Linked DNA regions of Homo sapiens: regions 1, 3 and 4 are each linked to region 2. A link is a loop called in an ENCODE intact Hi-C map of the cell type or tissue named here. Cell type or tissue: B cell. All regions are shown on one strand.

What was found. A loop is a pair of places that touch in the nucleus more often than their neighbours do. Peaks named below come from ENCODE experiments on the same cell type or tissue, not always from the same donor. Only the 100,000 strongest peaks of a DNase experiment are listed, where the experiment ranks them.
Region 1: it touches region 2 in a loop (5-fold over the local background); 15 of 110 quality-filtered maps call a loop at or near these places.
Region 3: a loop joins it to region 2, with 8 times the contacts of the local background. A loop is called at or near these places in 28 of 110 quality-filtered maps.
Region 4: it touches region 2 in a loop (5-fold over the local background); 6 of 110 quality-filtered maps call a loop at or near these places.

What each region holds. Positions count from the first base shown.
Region 1 is chr4:26,990,578-26,995,577 of GRCh38, reverse strand. It overlaps STIM2 (stromal interaction molecule 2), which reads right to left. Exons shown (of 12, transcript NM_020860.4): 4 at 88-199. Among named protein-coding and RNA genes, the nearest start is that of STIM2, 130 kb to the right of the region's middle. In B cell, no CTCF peak of the experiment used is centred here; DNase peaks (open chromatin) are centred at 207, 2,507 and 2,617; H3K4me3 peaks cover 3,533 bases; H3K27ac peaks cover 5,000 bases.
Region 2 is chr4:26,581,580-26,586,579 of GRCh38, reverse strand. TBC1D19 (TBC1 domain family member 19) reads right to left here and starts at 2,496. Exons shown (of 21, transcript NM_018317.4): 1 at 2,288-2,496. The coding sequence starts at 2,386. RefSeq lists an enhancer at 2,179-2,268. In B cell, no CTCF peak of the experiment used is centred here; a DNase peak (open chromatin) is centred at 2,579; H3K4me3 peaks cover 1,748 bases; H3K27ac peaks cover 2,018 bases.
Region 3 is chr4:27,008,456-27,013,455 of GRCh38, reverse strand. STIM2 (stromal interaction molecule 2) reads right to left here. Exons shown (of 12, transcript NM_020860.4): 9 at 4,928-5,000; 10 at 4,454-4,692. Among named protein-coding and RNA genes, the nearest start is that of STIM2, 150 kb to the right of the region's middle. In B cell, CTCF peaks have their summits at 2,709 and 2,914 (motif pointing right); a DNase peak (open chromatin) is centred at 2,925.
Region 4 is chr4:25,861,239-25,866,238 of GRCh38, reverse strand. SEL1L3 (SEL1L family member 3) reads left to right here and starts at 3,251. Exons shown (of 24, transcript NM_015187.5): 1 at 3,251-3,564. The coding sequence starts at 3,403. LOC102723733 (a long non-coding RNA gene) reads right to left here. Exons shown (of 2, transcript XR_427503.5): 1 at 4,086-5,000. LOC124900688 (a long non-coding RNA gene) reads left to right here. Exons shown (of 3, transcript XR_007058092.1): 3 at 833-1,031. RefSeq lists silencers at 3,018-3,177, 3,228-3,687, 3,958-4,252. In B cell, a CTCF peak has its summit at 2,728 (motif pointing right); DNase peaks (open chromatin) are centred at 3,208, 4,048, 4,668, 4,818 and 2 weaker places; H3K4me3 peaks cover 2,760 bases; H3K27ac peaks cover 4,758 bases.

The sequences.
Region 1 (5,000 bases), 410 kb before region 2:
AGTAACTTGTAGATTCAGTATGGGGAAATGACATCTAGCATATAATTCTCCCTGAGTGGAAAATACATTTGCATAACAAAGACTCACCTGGGAAGTGTCGTTCCTTTGACATTGTTGTCTCTAAAATTCTTCTCATATTGGGGTAGTTCAACAAACTCTATCAACCACTGAAGAGTGTCTTCAAGGGTCCAATTATGAACTGCAGGAGATAAAAGGGGAATGCATATTTTAAACACACCTGCTTTCAGAAATACATATTCTATAATTTCAGAGAATATAAAGATATTAGATTGCATTTTCAATTTAATCAACATTAAGTACCAAAACTGTATCTAGCACTCTATGAGAAGAAGAAAGCCTTACAATCAAAAACAGAAGTGATAGTAAAAGCAATTAGGACAAAGATTAGCATGATTAATTCGAAAATAAACACCTATACAAGTTTGTAAGAATGAAATAATCTATCATTTTTCTGGTTGTAGAAAATTACCAGATACATACTTGTTCATTCTTTCATCTAGCCATCCACCCATATAGTATTGTAATACCGAAAACATTCTGAATACCAGATTTCATTCTAAGCACTGGGCATATGGCAGTGAATAAAACGGATAAAGTCCTTGTATGGAACTTAAATTCCTTTGGGTTTGGGGAGGGGCACTTTATGAAAGAAGGAAGAAGAGGAAGGGAAATTTCAGATAGTGATTAACTTAAGAAAAGCAGGAAAGATGTCAGGGTAAGCCTCTCTAAGGAGCTGACATCTGAGACCTAAAAATTGCAAGGAGTCCCATTGTGAAGACATGGGTGAAAAATATCCCAAAGAGAGGAAAAGGCTGTAAAAAAAAGCCTTCAGATGGAATGAACTAGCAGTGTTTGAGAGACTGGCAGAAAGTCAGAGAGGAGCTAGGTCATGAAAGGCTTTCAAGAACTCTGGACAGTTTTCTAATTTCAATAAAAAGAAGGGGAATAATCTTTTTTTAGAATGTTGTTCTTCAATGTGGAGAATAGATTGTTCATGATAAGACTAAAAATGGTCCAGTCTTATCATGAAATACGGAGAAATAAGAAGACCATTCCTTATATAATTGCCTAGACAGGAAAGGGTCATCATCTTAGACTATGATAGTAGTAGATAAGATGACAACAAGGAGTCAGATTCAGGATATATTCTGGGGATAATGCTATTAAGATGCGCTGATGAAATGGACAGGGGCTGGTAGCTAAACAAAAGCCAAAAGTACAGAGGGTGCTACCATTAACTGAGATAGAAAAGAATGGGGAGGAAAAGATTGGGGAAACGAGCAGGGGCCGGTGACAGAGATCAAAAGTTGTTTTAAGACACGTTATGTTTGAAGTATGCATTTGACATTTAAGTGTAGATAATAGAGCAGCAGTCAGATCTGCAAGTCTGGAGCTTAGGAAAAAGTGAGGTTAGGAACAGAGGTATTGGTGGGAAGTCACCAACATACAGATGATCTTTAGACTAAATGACATCAACCAGAAAAGACAGCTATTAATAGATTCTAGAAGACTGGACCTAAATCAAGAATAAAATAACTAGCATCTCTTCTCCTGGATATTTATTTTAAATTAAGTCCTTTGTATGCATTTTCTTAAGTCTTAAAAAAAACTTACGAGGTTCTAACATAATTATCTTTATTTTGGAAGTTAAAAACTAAAAAGCTAATGGAACCAACAAAGTAAGCAGCAGGACTGGATTTGAACTCAGGCAAACTGTTCACAGAACAAAACTTTATACTACTCTGAAAGTAGTAATACTAAATAACAGTAAAGATATAAACAAGCAGTTAAGCGCTGGACGCAGTTCAGAGGTTTCTGCTTATGAAGAGTAATGATGAGTTTATGCAAAGGGAAGGATGTAAGTGTGCTTACAAATGAATAGTTCTATACTGTCTGCATTTAATTTGAGGGTTAATGCTTATAGACTACAGAAGAGATCAAGGGAGAGTGAAGAAAACGTGAGCAATAAAAGCAGATCTGGGAATCCATCTGTATATAAATAAATCTGAAAAAAATCTTTCTGATAAGCTACATAAAAATATGAATTCATACTTGCAAGCAAAGCTAGGTTTCCATCAATCTGCCTTTTTTATTAAGTGTTCTTTAGAGAAAAAGCTTAAATAAACCACAAACAAAAACCAAAAACATTTAAAACTAGATGTGGTAACTGATAGTTTTATATTGAAACAAAGCCTTGACTGTTCTCCCCTTCATGTGTTCCTACCATAAAACCTGGACATGGGCCTGAGGCTGCTGTATCCATTTAACCAAGTAACAGGATGTCAGCTGAAGGTTCAGGCCCTGGGTGTTTTCCACTGAATTTAGTGCATTCAAAGTAGACTTTTTACTCTTAAGTTTCTTCCTATTCAAGATGAACTGCATTGAGAATTGCCCTGTCCTCACTGCCAAAAAACTCATGGTGCAGCTGTACCTCACACGCCCACACAAAATCCCCAGCCAAGAAAACAAGATAAGATTCTCTCTATGACTGTTCAACAGTGAAAATTCCTGATCTAAACACTTCAGCACATCAAAGTCATCCCACAATTTCCAGTAAGTCAGTACAGAAAGGAAGAAAAATCAAATGAAAAAGAACATATTAAAACTGCCCAAATCTTAGTAATACTCTGCTTAGCAAATTGAAAATTGTAGTGGTCTTGACAACGAATCTTTAAAACAACAGATCTAACAGAACCATTTATTTTGGGGGGAGATTCACTTCTCCTTTTGCTGTGGTTTCCTTGGTGATACTTAGTAAACACCTTCACTTCTCTTCTCATGACCAGGACTTGCATTTTTTATTAGCATTCTCTGTTCCAAATACTCTAGTTGTCTTTCATTTCTTAGGACAGATCATACTATGTCCTTCTTCAGGGCCTCTGTACGTGCTGTTTGCTGAGTATAAGCTCCTTTTTGCTATCCCTCCACCTTTTTGTTTCATTAAACCTTCATATCTCAGCTAAAACTTTAATTCTTCAAGTGAACCTTTCTGAACATTACTATATAACCTTTTTTTTCCTTTTTTTGTAGAGATAGGGTCTTGCTATGTTGCATAGGCTGATCTCTTGAACTCCTCTGCCTCTCAAAGTGCTGAGATTACAGGTATGAGACACCACACCCAGCCCCTGATTATTAATCCCTTAGTAGCTTTTATGCATAGCATTTAAATAACTATAACTACTTATCTGTATGATTGTTACTTCAACAACTGTTTATTTCAGTAAAGTATAAGTCTTCTGCTCATCACTCTAACCCTAGCACTTGGTATAAAGGCACTCAACAAATTATTTGTTGGATGCTGTTGAATGACGTAGAACATGTTTAATTAATAAGTCTTATGAAAATCTAATTTTACATTTTAATGGTGAGACAAGGATTTGTATGTATAAGAAATTCTTTTTTAACATTTTCTAAATTTCAATAGCTTTTGGGGTACAAGCGATTTTTCATTACATAAGAAATTCTTGATGGTAAAAGAATTACTCATTTAAGAATTATCTGGTTCCTTATTACCTGCCTCTCACTGATCTTTTATAGATGCTGTTGCTAAACAACACTTCCATCAGAGGGCAAGCAGAGAGAGATACACCATTCCTTTTAAAGGTATCTTTCCCAATCTGCAGAGCTACAGAAATGCCAGCTTCTAAAATGTTAACTTATATTGTTTCTGCTTGAAGTTGTGGCCAGTGCTACAGGTCAGTGTCTCAAAGGGATTTTTGGCAATTTATTCTAAGACTAATGAAAAGAACTCTGGAATGGAAACAGACCTGATTTTACTCCCAGCTGTGCCACTGATTCAGGATAATATCATAGCCACATTATTTAACTACAGCTCAGATTCTCTTTTTTAAATTGATGTTATACATATGTTGGGAGTACATATGGTATTTTGATACACGTATACAATGTGTGATGATCAAATCAGGGTAACTGAGATATCCATCACCTCAAACATTTATCTTTTCTCCATGTTGGAACCATTATAATTATCTTCCAGCTATTTGGAAACACACAATAAATTACTGTTAACTTTAATTTCCCTACTTTAGTATCAAATACTAGAACTTATTACTTCTACCTAACTGCATTTTTGTACCCATTAACCAACTTCTCTTCATTCCCCTCTTCGCTTCCCAGCCTCTGGTAACCACCATTCTACTCTCTACTTCCATAAAATCCACTTTTTTAGCTCCTATATCTGAGGAAGAACGTGTGATATTTGTCTTTCTGTGCCTGGTTTATTTCACTTAACATAATGATCTTCAGTTCCATTTTGCTGTAAATAACGGGATTTTATTCTTTTTTATGGCTGAATAATATTCCATTGTGTATACATACCACATTTTCTTTATCCATCCACCTGATGATGGACACTTAGGTTGATTCCACATCTTGCCTATTGTGAATAGTGCTGCAGTAAACATGAGAGTGCAGGTATCATTTGGAACAATGATTTCCTTTCTTTTAGACATATATTCAGCAGTGAATCTGCTGAATCATATGCTAGCTCTATTTTTAGTTTTTTTGAGAAACCTCCATACTGTTTTCCTTAATAACTGTACTACTTTACATTCCCACAAATAGTATGTAAGAGTTCCCCTTTCTCCACACCTTCAACAGCATTTGTAATTTTTTGTCTTTTTGATAACAGCCATTCAAACTGGAGTGTGATAATATCTCATTGTAGTTTGGATTTGCATTTCCCTGATGATTAGTGATGCTGAACATTTTTTCGTATACCTGTGGGCCACTGGTATGTCTTTATGCCTACTCAGGTCTTTTGCCCATTTTTTACTCAGATTATTTGTTTTTCTGCTATTGAGCTGTTTGAGTTCCTTATATATTCTGGTTATTAATCTCTTGTCAGAAGGATAGTTTGCAAATTTTCTCCCACCCCATAGGTTGTCTCTTCACTTTGTTCATTGTTTCCTTTGCCATGCAGAAGCTTTTTAGCTTGATACAATCCCATTTGTCTGTTT
Region 2 (5,000 bases):
ATTTAATATTGCTAAAAATCTCGATTCTCCCCAAATTGATCTACAGATTCAACATAATCCCAATCCAATTTTCAACAATTTTTGTAGTAATTTATAAGAGGATTCTAAAATTTATATAGCAAAGCAAAGGACCTAGAATAGCCAAAATAATTTTGGGAAAAAAAGGAACAAATTTGGAGGACTTTGATCTCAAGGCTTACTATAAAGTTACAAAAAGCAAGACAGTGTGGTATTGTATGATGAACAAATAGATCAATGGAACAAAATAGAGAGCCAGAAATTTTGTGTGTGTGTGTGTAATTGATTTTCGACAAAGGTGCCAAGGAAATTAGCAGAGAAAGGATAGGTTTTTCAGCAAATCAGTAATGGAAATACTGGATATCCATATGCAAAAAAAAAAAAAAAAAAGCTTACCTTGCACCATATACAATAATTAACTCAAATGGATCACAAAATGGATCACACTTCTACATTTAGGATCACAGACCTAAATGTAGAAGCTAAAACTATAAAACTTCTAGAACAAACAAACATAGTAGAAACTTTTTTAAGACCTTGAGTTAGGCAAACACTTTTAGGTAGGGAACAAAAAGCACAAATCATAAAACAATTGATAAAAATTTATGTCACCAAAATTAAGCATTTTTCTCTTTCAAAGACCCAGTTGAGAAAATGAAAAGATAATCCACAGACTGGGCAGGGTGTGGTGGCTCACGTCTGTAATCCCAGCACTTTGGGAGCCTGAGGCAGGCAGATCACTTGAGATCAGGAGTTCAAGACCAGCCTGGCCAACATGGTGAAACCCCATCTCTACTGGAAACATAAAAAATTAGCTGGGCATGGTGGTGGATGCCTGTAATCCCAGCTATTCAGGAGGCGAAGGCGGGAGGATCACTTGAACCTGGGAGGCAGAGGTTGTAGTGAGCCGAGATCACACCACTGCACTCCAGCCAGGGTGACAGAGGAAGACTCCGTCTCAAAAAAAAAAGATAATCCACAGACTGGGAGAAAATATTTGCAAGACGCACATCTGATAAAGACTTACATCATATAGAAAGAATCCTTACAACTCAACAATAAGAAGACAACACTATTTTTTTTTTAATGGGCAGAAGATTTGAAGACTACCTCACCAAAAAAGATATAAGCACATAAGAAAATGCTTAATATCATTAGTCATTAGGGAAATGCAATAAAAGCTACAATAAGATACTATTACACTTCTACTAGAGAAGTATAATTAATTAATAAAAATAAATAAAAGACTGGCAGCATCAAGCGCTATCAAGGACGCAAAACAATTGGAACTCTCAGAATTGCTTGTGGGAATGGAAAATGATACAGCCACTTTGGAAAAGTGTGACAGTTTCTCATAGAATGAAACATTACACTTACCATACAAGTCAGCAATTCCAATCCTAGGTATTTATCCAAGAAAAAAAGAAACAAATATCCAAGCAAAATCGTATACTAGAATGTATATATCAGCTTTACTTATAATCTCTAAAACCAGAAAGCAACCCAATGCCCTTCACACAATGATGAATAAACAAGCCATTGTACATTCAAACACTGAAATATTACTCAGCAATAAAAAGGAACAGAACTACTGAAATATCAACAAAATGGATGAATCTCAAAAGCACTGTGTTAATGCCAGAAAGCAGGCACAAAATGTACAAACTGTATGATTTCATTTATATGAGTCACAAAAAGGCAAGGATCTCAATCAATCTGTGCATCCTCAGTGCCTAGCATGTTATAAAATATCCAATAAATGCTAGGTGGTGGACGGATAGACGAGGAATAATTGCAGGGAGGGTAAACTGCAAGAAAGTGATACATTGACGAGAAAGCAGAAAGGTACTTGGGGGCCCAAGTCCACCCACAGGACGGAAAAAGTGAGGGAAGGCATGGTCCAAGCTACCTTCAGTGAGTCCAGCAGCTTAAAAAATTAGACCCTGTAAATGACTACAGGAATAGATAAATGAGTAAGCGTTTCTCTGGTCTGAAAAAAAGGTGTGATGCGCCCCACCCTTCTTTAAAAATCTATTAACCACGCCTGGGGCTGAGGCAGCACAGCTTGCACCGGACAGGGAGGTGGGGTTTTTTTGTTTTGTTTTGTTTTTGTTTTTGTTTTTGTTTTTGTTTTTGTCTGTTTGTTTTTTGAGCACCAGAGCGGAGCTGGAGAGGTCAGAGGCGAGCTCTGGCTTGGGTGAGGAGGGTGAAGAAGAGACATCGCCGCGGCCCCGCCCGTCTGCATCCCTTCCCACTCGGCCTCACTTACCCAGGCCTGCCGTTCCAGCTGAGAGTACAAATTGGAGCCCTTGAGCTTTTGGACTATCTGGGCAATAATGAGAGAGAGGTCCGACTCCTCCTGCAACATTTCCCCTGCCCTAGCCCGCCAAGCCGCGGGGACAGGCCGCCGGCGCGGAGCGAACGGGCTACCGGGTCCCACTCAGGGCCAGTGACACTTCTCCGGGACCTTATTACACTGGGACTCCTCCAGCGGGCGTTACCAGGCAACTGCCGAGCCTTGTGTCCGTCCCTCTCTGGTCCCCTCAGCGCCTGAAGGCCACAGCATCTGCGTTCCGCCGGCGGAAAAAGACCGGGGCGGGGAGGACGCTTTTCACACCGTTGTTCCTGCCTTGTCTATGGTTGAAAGGCAAGAAAGCTCATTCTTTCAGAGCCACAGCGCCTCTGATGCACAAGGGGGACACGGAGAATTGTGCGTTTTACTATATAAAGGATCATTCTCTTCCACCTCTCAATTTCTGCAGAAACAGGACTGTGGCACGCAATGATACTGCGAATTACAACCACGAATTGTTAGGCTCTGACACTACCTGCGTAAACGTGTTACAGTTTCCGCCTCTGTAAAATAACACCCAGTTTGCAGGATGTTGTGATGATTAGCTGAGGTAAAAATCGTGAAGGTGCCTAGCACTGTACCATAGCACTCCATTTTACTTCATTTTCTCTCGTTTCTATTCTCTAGAGTCTTATACCAGGAATAAGTAGACAATCTCGTCTCATCTAACAACTACAAATTAACCAACAGGCATTATTTGTAGGTTTTCTGCAAAGCATTAGCAATTCAAGGATGAATAAGACATTGTCCAAGTCTTCCAGGAATTTACCGTCTAGATTCATCCTCTTCCGTATATTCATTCATTCAAGCATTTATTCATAATTCATTCAGCTTTCAACTTATTGAACATTTACATAAAAGGAACTGTGTGGGCACAAAGGTTTAATAAAATATGGTTCTTGCCTTCAAGGAAATGCACAAAAGATTTTTAGCAGAACTAAAAGTAACTGACTTAAATTATTGAATGACATCCCCAAAGGCCAACGGCACCTCCCTTCCCCCCCCAAAAAAGGCCTAGTGAAAAATACATTAGAATAACCTCACAAAAATAATCAAAATTGAGTTCAAATGTGTATATGCATATTTTAAGCAAAGCAGAAGTAGGATTTTAAGAAAACAAACCAAGATTGCTGCAAAAGCTACTCTAGACTAACTAGAAACAAAGAGATCTCATTCAATCAAATGTAGATTCTAATTCAATAGGACTCTGGTGAGAACTGGTAAACCGCATTTCTGACAAGTCCAAGAAATTATGATGCCGATGGTCCAAAGACTACATTCTGAATAGCAAAGGACTAAAGCAGGAAATAATATGAATTCAAAGGGACTGGACCCGGGCCTCTATGCACAGCACTCTGACATTTATAACACCACCATCCAGAATACTGGGATGATAAGTACAAATTCTAAATAATTTGGTAAAGTTGGTTTATCAAACCAAGTTTAGAAAGAGGCAGCCAGGAAAGAAACAAAGCACTTAAAGGCAATTAATGACAGACTCTCTAAAGTGCAGTTTCTCTACAAAACATTCTCTCACAACTCAGAATTTCTCAAAGCTGCAGATAAGTAGATATTGTCAACTCTTTATAGTCCTTCCATCTCAACTGTCCACCCATCCATGAATTCCCACCACAAACCTCACTTTGAACAGAGAGAAAGAAGAGGCAGAGAGAGGAGAGAGAGCACTACCATAACAGTCCCTTTGAGATTGAAAGAAGTGGAGTGATTAGCTGCCAAAGAGATAAAGATGCTTCAGCTGAAAAGATTAGTAGAGCGTTGAAGGGAAGGATGAAGCTGTAGAGCAGAAGAAAAGGCATAGATAGTGCCTGGAGTCAGAAAACATTCTGGCTTCCTTCCTAGTATGTACCCTGGGAATTGCATGAGTCTCTTTCCCTATCAGTTTCATTTTCTTCTCTGTATCAAGAGTGTAAAATATCCAACTAAGGAGACAGTATGAGGAACAAATGTACCAAGTATTAGACTATTAATATATATTAATAAATTAAATATTGAAACTGTGATAATTAAATAAAAATAATGCCCAGTACTATTGACAAGGGAATGGAAAGTAACTAAATAAACATAGCAACATATGTGAAAGTGCCCAGAACTATTCCTTGCACAGATGGAGACTTAAATAATTTTGTTAAAGAAGAGAACAATTATAAGCTTAAAGCAACAATTACGAAGTTTGGCTCTAATTCGGAAAGCATGTCCAAGCAAAAAAAAAAAAAGTCCCTTAATCCTAATATCTTTAAATTGTTTTTTACATACATAGAAGCAGATGTGTCGGAGTATAATTTAATTACAGAATGGTCTTTGTTCTCTATTTCCAATTCGATTTAGCAAAACTTTTCAGAACACCTGCTCTAGGCAAGAAATGGCAAGGAATACAAAGATAAGTAAGAAATGGTCCTTTCTTTCAAGAAATTTCAGTCCCAAAGGAATTATGTGGCTGCTATACAAAGAGTTATAATGATAGATAGACCACTTCAGTCTCCCACCTGTGTGTCTGGAAATTTTATTACTGTAAAGTCATTGTCTCACAAGAAACTGAAGGTACAGATTACCATCTCCATCCCACAAGGCGGAATTTGGCCTTGAAAATCTGGTGGCACATATACACCAT
Region 3 (5,000 bases), 430 kb before region 2:
CTAAGACCCCAGTGGATGCCTGAAACCATGGATAGTCCCAAACTCTATACACACTATGTTTTTCCTATGCATACATACCTATAATAAAGTTTAATTTATAAATTAAGCACAGCAAGAGATTAATAACAGATAATAAAAAAGAACAATTATAATAATATACTGTAATAAAAGTTATGTAAATGCGGTTTCCCCCCACCCCCACCTCGAAATACCTTATTGTACTCTACTCACTATTTTCAGACCACAGTTGACCACAGGTAACTAGAAACCATGAAAAGCAAAACCACATATATGGGCAGAGGGGGACTACTCTTTCATTTATTTTATGATGTTAATATAATCTTGATACCAAAATCTAAGATAGTGTCAGGAAGAAAAATTACTGGCTAATCCAATGTGTGATTAAAGATGCAAAAATCCTAAATAACGAACCAAACGCAACTCATTCTAAAAATTGTACATTGTGACAAATATAGTTTCACTGACACTTAAAGGATTTATTTAAACAGATTAAAATTCAGCAGAATAAAAAACGAATGATCACTTCAAATTACGCAGAAAAATAATTTGGTAAAATTTAATATCCACTGATTAACCAAAAAAAACCATTCTTAGCAAGACAGAAATAGAAATGACTTTCCTTAACTTAAAAGTAATCTACCAAAAACATTAAAAAAAATACTTCCTGGTGAAATTCTGGCAGCATTCTCTTTAAAGTCAGAAATGGCAATCCCTATTGCCTGCAGTCACCATTTTCATTCAATATTTTACTGGAGGTCTTAGCTTGGGCAATAAAGAGGAAAAAATCTACTAGTATTAACATGAAAAATCCAAGACTACCATAAAATACTTAAATATATGTTTCTGTATTTGGTATTCTGTATTCAGCACACCAAATCCAACGGCATTTCCTCATCAGCAACAAGCAATCTGAAATACAGTTTTATAAGAAAGGTAACATATATACCTACCAAAAATTTATTAAGGTACCTAAAATTAATCTTTTTTTAAAAAAAGCAAGACCTGCACAGAGAAAATAAATTATCAATTTTACTTAAAGATAGAAAAGATCTCGATAAATGGAATTGATTAATAATTCTCCACAAATAAATTCACAAATTCAAAAAAAAATTTTTTAAACCCAATGGAACCTTTCATGGAATTTCATAAGCTGATCTTAAAATTCAGAAGATTAGTTAAGGGTAGAAATTCTGAATTTGAACAATAAAGGAAGACTTGGTCTTATCAAATATCAAAACTTTTTATAAAACTCTAGAAACTAAAGCAGAATAGGGCCAGTGAAACAAAATGGGAGAGCTGGGAGCACTTATGTATCTATGGAGAGAAGTGGTATTATAAGTCAGCAAGGATAGAACAGGAATGAAGCTGAGACAACTGTTTACCCGTATATCAAGAGATATATTTAGATTCCAACTTCACACTATGAACAAAAATAACTTCTAGGTGGATTAAAGGGCTAATGGATTAAAGAAAAACTTAAAAACTCTAAGGAGAGCAAACAACAACCTATCATCTGTTGAAAAAGACATAAAAAACACAAATCAGATTCACAATTTGCCATTCAAAAAGCCAAAGTTTAGAAGATATTTGCAACTCTCAAATAACCAGAAAATAGAAAGAACACTTCCACATCAGTATGGAATCTTGCAGGGATTCCACAGCAAGAACAAGCAACTCAGGAAGAAATCTGAACAACAAATGCCAATAAAGGAAATGGTACTCAACCTCAACAGTCATCAAGGAAATAAAAATTTTCATAATTGTGAGGTATCATTTCATACGCATTCGAGTTGCAAAACAAGTAAATCAGGTTATTCCAAGTACTGATGAGGATACAGGCACACAGGCACCCTTATAAAACAGTGGGTATGTAAACTATTTTGAGAGCAACTTGACAATGACTAGTAAAAGGTGCCTTCCCAATGACCCAGCAGTCCGTTTCTAGGTGTCCACACAGAGAAACTCTCAAAGTTATGCACAAGGAAATACAGGTAAAGATGCTTGTTGCACATTGTTTGTAAGGGCCAAGAAAGTAGAAAGTAGAAAAACGGATAAACTATGGATTTTTAAATACAATAAATAAACATATAAGTTATGGTTAACTCATTAAGCAGTGACTTTAATTCATCTCTACATAAACATGAAAAAATTTTGAAACATAACTTTTGAGCAAAAAGAGTTGTAAAATATCACCTAGTTTGATAACATTTATATACACTTCTAAACACGCAACCATTGTATATAATGTTATGGATATATATGTATGTAATAAAAGTACAACAGGCTTTAGCATAAGTCACAACTTTAAAACAGTGGGGAAGGGTAGGCAATGTGGTTTAAGTGTATTTGTAATAGTTTATTTCAGAGAAAAAGATAAAGAAAAATGTTAAAACCTGTTTATCTTTTTGGTAGGTGGGCATATTATTTTCAGTCACTTTAAGTGTGTGTGGATGGCTTTATAGGAAAGTTTAAATAAATTGTTATCACATTCTCACCAAGGAAAGCATTTAGCAGATATTTAAGAATAGGAAAAGACATTTTAAAAAGTAATAGGAAAACAACACCCATTCCCCTATCTACACAGAGCTAACCATTGATATTTTCTGTGTTTTTTCTTTCCATATAATTACACATAGACAATATTATTCTGTGTATATTGTTACAACCTTTTACTTTGTTCTTAACATACTACAGGCATGTTTCCTTGTCATTATTTCAAACTTGTAAAATTTACACATATCCATGGTAAAAAAAAAATTTTAACTGCTCAGGAGGGTATAGAAATGAAGAGCCTTCGTCCTTCCCTAGACTTCTATTGCCGAGAGTTTCCCATTTATCAGGTCCAGAAATTAGGCTTTTGTAACTAAGCAGAGTGGAGTACCTCTGTGGTGCCACTGGGTGGAGGCAGAGCTCTCAAATTGTAATCTTTGACATGAGTTATTTTTTAGAGATAATAAATCTGATCACAGCATTTCTTTCTTTTTCTTTTTTGAGACTGAGTCTTGCTCTGTCGCTCAGGCTGGAGTGCAGTGGCACAATCTCGGCTCACTGCAGCCTCTGCCTCCAGGGTTCAAGCGTTTCTCCTGCCTCAGCCTCCCGAGTAGCTGAGATTACAGGCGCACACCACCACGCCCAGCTAATTTTTGTATTTTTACTAGAGACAGGATTTCATCATGTTGGCCAGGCTGGTCTTGAACTCCTGACCTAGTGACCTGCCTGCCTCAGCCTCCCAAAGTGCCGGGATTACAGGCCACCGTGCCTGGCCTGATCACAACATTTCTAAAACATTAAATTTAAAATCAACTCTTGTACTTTTTTCTGATTTAAAAGTTTAAATTTGCCTGTATTCCACAATCACTTAAAACTAGAATAATTATTCACATTTAGTACAATTGTTTCCTTTTAACGGACATATGGATATCCAATACCTCTGCCCCCAACCCAAAAAGTGTTTTTTAAAAAGCAAAGAAAAAAACTAGTTAATCTAGATAATGCACTTTCATGCACAATTCAGATATTAAACACGGATTTTAAGGAGGAAATTCAACTTTTAAAAGCTATAGTTTTCAAACAAAAGCGTGTACTTATGAATCAGTGTTGCATTTGGCAAGCTTAAGTGCATATAATTCAAATAAACAAATACAAACTGAGAATATTCTAACTGCAGAGCTGGCCCAGATCTAGACATAACTTTGCAACCGTCATGACCTTGCAGTGTGGAGCAAGTGAAATGAATGCAGTCACACACTTCTAGTTTTGCTGTATTTACAATCTGTCCACTCTTCCTGCCTCTTTTAAGAGTTGAGTGCCGCCTCACTCTCCTTGCATTAACTGTCTGCTGTCAAACCAGAGAAGTAAAACCAGCAAAATAATACAAGTACATACCTGGAGTTAGTTAGTGGTAGAGCTAGGATTCAAATCCCTGTTTCCAAGATCTTCCCCTAATTTTTATTCCTACTATACATTAAGCGGCCATTTGAAAGGATATTTTCCCTGAATGCTCAGCACTTCATTCCCACACTGATTTGGCATTTATAGTGTGCTATCTTTACTGTCAATTATGTTTTTATATGACTCCTCATTTCAATTTAATTACAAGCAATGTTTTAAAAAAAGTCTTATATTCAACAATATAATGTTATATATAACAGTTGCTCAAATAAACACTTAATAATCAAATTTATAAAGCATTCAGATTTCTTTAAAGTGTGTGTATAAATATATAATATAAATATACACAAAGTATTGATATATGCATTGCATATGGTATTCTCAAATAGTAAATATTTAAATTACTAACAAAAAGAAAGAGAAAATGAAGGATAAACCCAATTTTTTCTCACAGATTTCGAAGTACATGATTCCTAAAAGGACATAGGAGAAAATTACTTTAAAACCTGTACCAACAATTTTTGTTGAAATTGCCACTTACCGGGAAATTGTGACACTATTGGGGGTGTGTCTTCATCTAAGTCATCAACTCCTCCAGCAATTGGATAGGGTGGAATGGAGACTCTGGGCATCACCACCCAGCTGTGATCAGAATAAAGGGAAGAGGTCAGGCTGGGGAGTCCTGAGTTATGGGCTATCTGAAAGCCACAGATCTTCTCAATTTGTTGCCAGCGAAAAAGTCGTTCTCGTAAACAAGTTGTCAACTCAGAGAGAGCTTTCCTGGAAAAGCCAATAAAGAAATTACTTACTGCATCAAAAGGTCTTTAATATGGCACTGAAAAAAGGCAATACATGAACAGACCATGGCAATTAACTAATTTCAAGAAGAAATAACCCACTCTTAAAACTAATGTAAATTATGTAATTATATAAATGATAAATATAAATTGTTCACAAATTACTCATTTTAACACAATAAACATAAATCAAATAAAAGTGAAAACAACATTCTTACTTTGCTTCCAGAATTTTGTGGTCTACCTCATCTAGGGAGGAGCTGTGTGCAACGTGCAGAGTCCCAAAGACTG
Region 4 (5,000 bases), 720 kb after region 2:
ACCATTTTGGGCCAGGCATGGTGGCTCACGCCTGTAATCCCAGCACTTTGGGACGCCTAGGTGGGTGGATCACGAGGTCAGGAGTTCAAGACCAACCTGGCCAACATGGTGAAACCCCCATCTCTACTAAAAATACAAAAATTAGCTGGGCATGGTGGCAGGTGCCTGTAATCCCAGCTACTCTAGAGGCTTGAGGCAGGAGAATAGCTTAAACCCAGGGGGTGGAGGTTGCAGTAAGCTGAGATCACGCCACTGCACTCCAGCCTGGGCAACACAGTGAGACTCCGTCTCAAAAAGAAAAAAAAAAGAAAAAAAATTTCAGAGTCTCAGAACATCTCACCTGGAATGCTATGATGTGCCACCTAGGCATGCAGATGCAGTCCTTTCTCCAGCCCCTCCCTCCAGGCCTCTGAAGTCTCCTCCTAGGGGCGGGCCATGATGAGCTCAGGACTCTGTGCCTTTGTCCTTTCCCGTGTTGAGGTGTGGAATTGGTCCCTTTCCAAGGGCATGTGATAAACTGACTCACACCAAGGCAGTAATAAGGGAGGCCAATCTCCCCCTGGGGCCTTCGACTTTTAGTGGAGTATTAAAACTTAATTTAAACTGATGAATTGTAATGGTGAGATTTCAAGCCCTTCCATGGGACAATGGGAAGATATATTTCTTTTTAAATAAAGGGCTTTCTTCTGAAATCAGACCACGCCCTTTCAATGACTGACACAAACTGCTGGAGAGACGCAAAAGTAAGAGCTGATTCTGTCTTCTGGATCAAAACGTCCCACTCCCCCGTGAAAAGAAATCTTGACTTTTTCTCTCCCCCTCTCCAACACAGGATGAAGCAGTTAATCCCACCACCTCTAGCTCAGGATGAGAGAGCAACTCACACATCCCTCTTAGAAGACCAAACTCTGGCCGGTTTTCTGCATGCCTGGTGCTCCTTGCAGAAACAGAGCCTTCCTGCCTACCTCTGGAATCCTGGGGCCTCAGGTGGTGCCCAGTCCACAGTAGGAACACAATAGGAGATGAGTGAGTAGGGGAGAAGTGAGCAGTTGGATATGGCAAGTTAGAAACAGTCCAGCCTCCAGTGGGGCACTCTGCTTACCTACACTTAGGTAAACCCAAATCCTCAAAGCTCACAAGGCCTTGAAAACTCCCAATTCCATGAATCCTGATTACAAACAACCCCGAGGAACCATTTAGCTCCCCGAAGACCAACAGAATCTGTGTACAATGTGGGAGGAGAGAAACTCCGGAGCGTGGCCCAGGAAGACAGGTGGCAACCCTAGAAATGCTGCAATGCCTGTTGAAGCCCCTTCCCCCTGAACTGGCCGACAATTTTCCTTCCATATACATTAAAAGCATAGTCTGTATTTTGACCTGATGGAAAAGATATAGACAGGATCTGGGACAAAGCCACCAAATCTTTTGTTCCCTTGGACACTCGATAGAATAAATGTTTTCCACGTCACACAGAAGAATGTTAAGTGCTTTGTTTCTGCAGAAGTGGAACAGAGATAGTGGGAGCATCTGTCAAAACCCCCAAAATGCTTTAATGTGGTGGCAGCTGGCTGGGAGGAGCAGGAGCCCAGTTCCCTAAAAGCCAATAGTTCTGGAAATGGAGGAGGGCTGTTTGAACCAGCGCGTTAACATCACCCAGGAGCTTGTTAGAAAGGTACATTCTCAAGTCCCTCCCAGGACCAACTGAGTCAGAAATTCTAGGGCTGAAGTCCAGGAATCTGTGTTTTAACAATCCCTCCAGGTAATTCTGAAGTTTGAGAACCGGTGGAATAAGGCCAGGGAACTCACACAAGGCCACAGCTCTTAGGTGACCTAAAAAAAAGTGGACGACAGCTGAGGAGCCACCATGCCTGGTGTGGCCAGGCCTGTACTGAAGCAGCTGAGGGCGCGTCCACGCCCGTCAAACCATCCCGGGCACCCCGTCTCACCACCAGCCTCTCCCCGACGTCTGTTGTGACTTGACCTATGCTCGTGGCACAGGGAAAGGGCTGTGGCCTCTCAGGCTCCCAGGCTATTATTAGTTCCAATCCGCACAAATCTACCAGTGCTAAAGGGAAGCTTCTGCGAACTTTGGAAGGTGGATTAACTGTTTCAGAGCAGCAGCTGCGGGCCCAGATAGTTGTCGGAGCCGCTAGACACAGCCAAGCGCTTCCCTGAAAGCCAAGGCCGGCGGCGAGCTGGTGGTCCCGCCGGCCGGAGGCCCCTCCCCGCCAGGCCGCAGAACCCGGGTCGGAGAGCAGCCAGTCTCAACCTGCGTCCCCAAGGCCGAGGATGTGTCCTGGTTTTTTAAAAAGCTGTTTGCGCACTTCCAGGGCCTCACCCCTTTCATTTGGGGCTCCAGTATTACTGTATTGACCTAATTAATTCATTTTTTTCTCAGTCCAAAGTGGAAGCCGGAGCACAGGGATGCAAATCAAATACAAACCCGTCCTGGGTGCCAATACTCTGGACAATTAAAACAAAGAGCGCAGTGGTGGCGGTGGCGGCGGCACCACACAAAACCCTCGGGAAACATCCAGAACGTGCCGCGAACCAGCCGGCAGGGTGGGGCGCAGCCCGGCTGCAAACATGCCAGCAAGGAGGCAGTCCCAACCCCGCAGGTGGACAGGTGGAGGTTGGCAGGGGTCAAAATCCATCCTGAAGGCCTGGGAGCCGGGCAGCTGCGCGGCACAACTCCAGGGGGCACACTCGCCCTGCGCCCTGCGGGAATGGCGCCCCGGCCAAAAAAGCAACCAGACAAAAACCCATTGCACGGGCGGGAACTGGTCTGTGCGACCCGCAAAAGGGGTGGGTGGGAGAGGAAGAATGCGGAAGCGAGGAAGAGGATGGGAAGGGAGAAAGAGGAAAGGGAGGAAAAGGAGAAAGTGAAAAAGAGAGGGGGTTTGGGAGCGCGAGGGGAGAAGGAAGAGGGAGCCGGAGGGAGAGGAGGGGGATCGCAGAGAGCAGGAGCGCGGAAGGGGGGCGGGGGAGGAGCAGAGAGAAAGGGAAAGGGGGGTGCGCCGGGGCCCAGCGACCCGGGCGGGGGGTGGCGGCGGCCAAGGGGCGGGACCCGGGTCGGTGCCCACCTGCGTGGGCGCCCGCTGCTCCGAGGGGTGGAAGCCCGGGGGCCAGAGGGAGCGGCCGGGAGGAGGGCTGGGCAGGGAGGCAGAGGGGAGGGAGGGGACGGGGACGGGGAGGCGGGGAGGAGCCGGCGCTCGGCTGGGGCTGCGGGGGCGGCGACGGCGGGAGCGGCAGTGGCGGCGGCGGCGGGTCCGGAGGTGGCGGCAGGTGGCCCCGCGCGCGGCGGCCGGCCCGGCCGGGGGCGGGCGGGAAGGTGGCGCCTCGGGCGGGGGCCGGTCCCTGCACCAGGTGACCTGTTCCGGCCCGGATCCGGGCGGCCTCGCCATGCAGCGGCGCGGCGCGGGGCTCGGGTGGCCGCGGCAGCAGCAGCAGCAACCCCCGCCGCTCGCGGTCGGCCCCCGGGCCGCAGCCATGGTCCCGAGTGGCGGCGTCCCCCAGGGCCTCGGCGGCCGCTCTGCCTGCGCGCTGCTCCTGCTCTGCTACCTGGTGAGCGCCGGACCCTGCCCGGGTCTTCCCCTCCGCGCGGGGCCCCGGGGACGCGGGTGGGGGCGGCCGGGGACACCCGCCACGCGGGGCGGGGACGCCGCTGCTAGTTTTCTCTCTTCCTCGTCGCTGCGCCCCGGGCGTTCCCGGCACCTGGGATAGGTACCCCGGGCGTGGAGAGGGGCGCTTGGACCGGACTTGCCAAGCTGCTCTCTCGCTCGTGCTCATTCCTTTCCCTCCTGGACTCTCTCTAGACCCGGGTCGGGTTACCCTCGAGACCCCTTCTTGTCCTCGACTCCACCCGGGAGCCTCGCCGCCCGGAGTTCGCTCCCCGCCCCGCCGCGCGCAGTCTCCAGCACCCCCCAACCCCCCACCCCTCCTGGGCTTCCCTCTCAATCTTCTCGCAGCTCCTTTCCTTCCCGTGCCCAACTTCGCCTCTTACTCTCGGCGCCCGCCACCCGCGTCGACCCTCCTTTTAGTTTCCACCGGGTCCTCCCGGCCCGGACAGTTTTCTGCCAACGCACCTCGCATCTCCAGCGCTCTTCAACTCCTCCTTGGTCACTCCAGCCAAGTTGCGGATGCCGGAAAGAAATCTAGTTCTCTGTAACACGCTTACCGCCAGAGTGGTGACTTTAGCTGCGTCTTGAACATTGTCATTTCAGAGAATATGTTTGGCTCATGCATGTCAGTTTGCAATTTGCACACTTCTTGGCTTCTGTTTTAGTCATCAACTAAAGGGCAGTAACCTATTTTTCAAAACCCATTTATTTTAAATACCAGAGTAGCTGAGACCCCTCAGAACAAAGTGGGGAGAAATTTTCTCAGTTCCTTTGAGGGCTTGCTTGCTTCTGTTTTGAGTTCTCCTAAACAATAGTAAATTTACAGAAGGCGACACCCTTCCTGCCCAGAGTAACTTATGTTCCACAATCCTGCAGAAACCTTGGGTTATCTCGCCATATATTACTGTAAATAAATGAAATGGAAAATGCTGAATCATGAAACTGATGTAATAGGAAATTCACAGAATGCCAAAAAAAAAAAAAAAAAGAGCAGTGTCATTGTCCAGAATTCATTTCACTTATGTGGCATTGTCATTATTTGGAGTCTTTCTTTTTGGAAGCTAAAAACTGCTTAGGAGATACTGGCAGAAATTAGAATTTGATTCTGAAGAAATTTGCCACTCAGCCCGTTTCTTTTAACGTTTTTTACTTCTTGAATGTTTCATTTCTTGAAGCAAGAAGGTGTAAAAATGCAAATTATAATTCTGCCTGTGCATCTACCTGTTGAGCAATCCGTGCTTTTACTCATATTTCAGAATTAGCCAATATCAAATTGTGTGGTTGGGCTTACTTCATATTTTCATAAGAAGTTGTCAGTTAACATGAATGATATTTTTTTGCCCAAGAGATATTATTATTTAATATTTATGCCACAAGGTT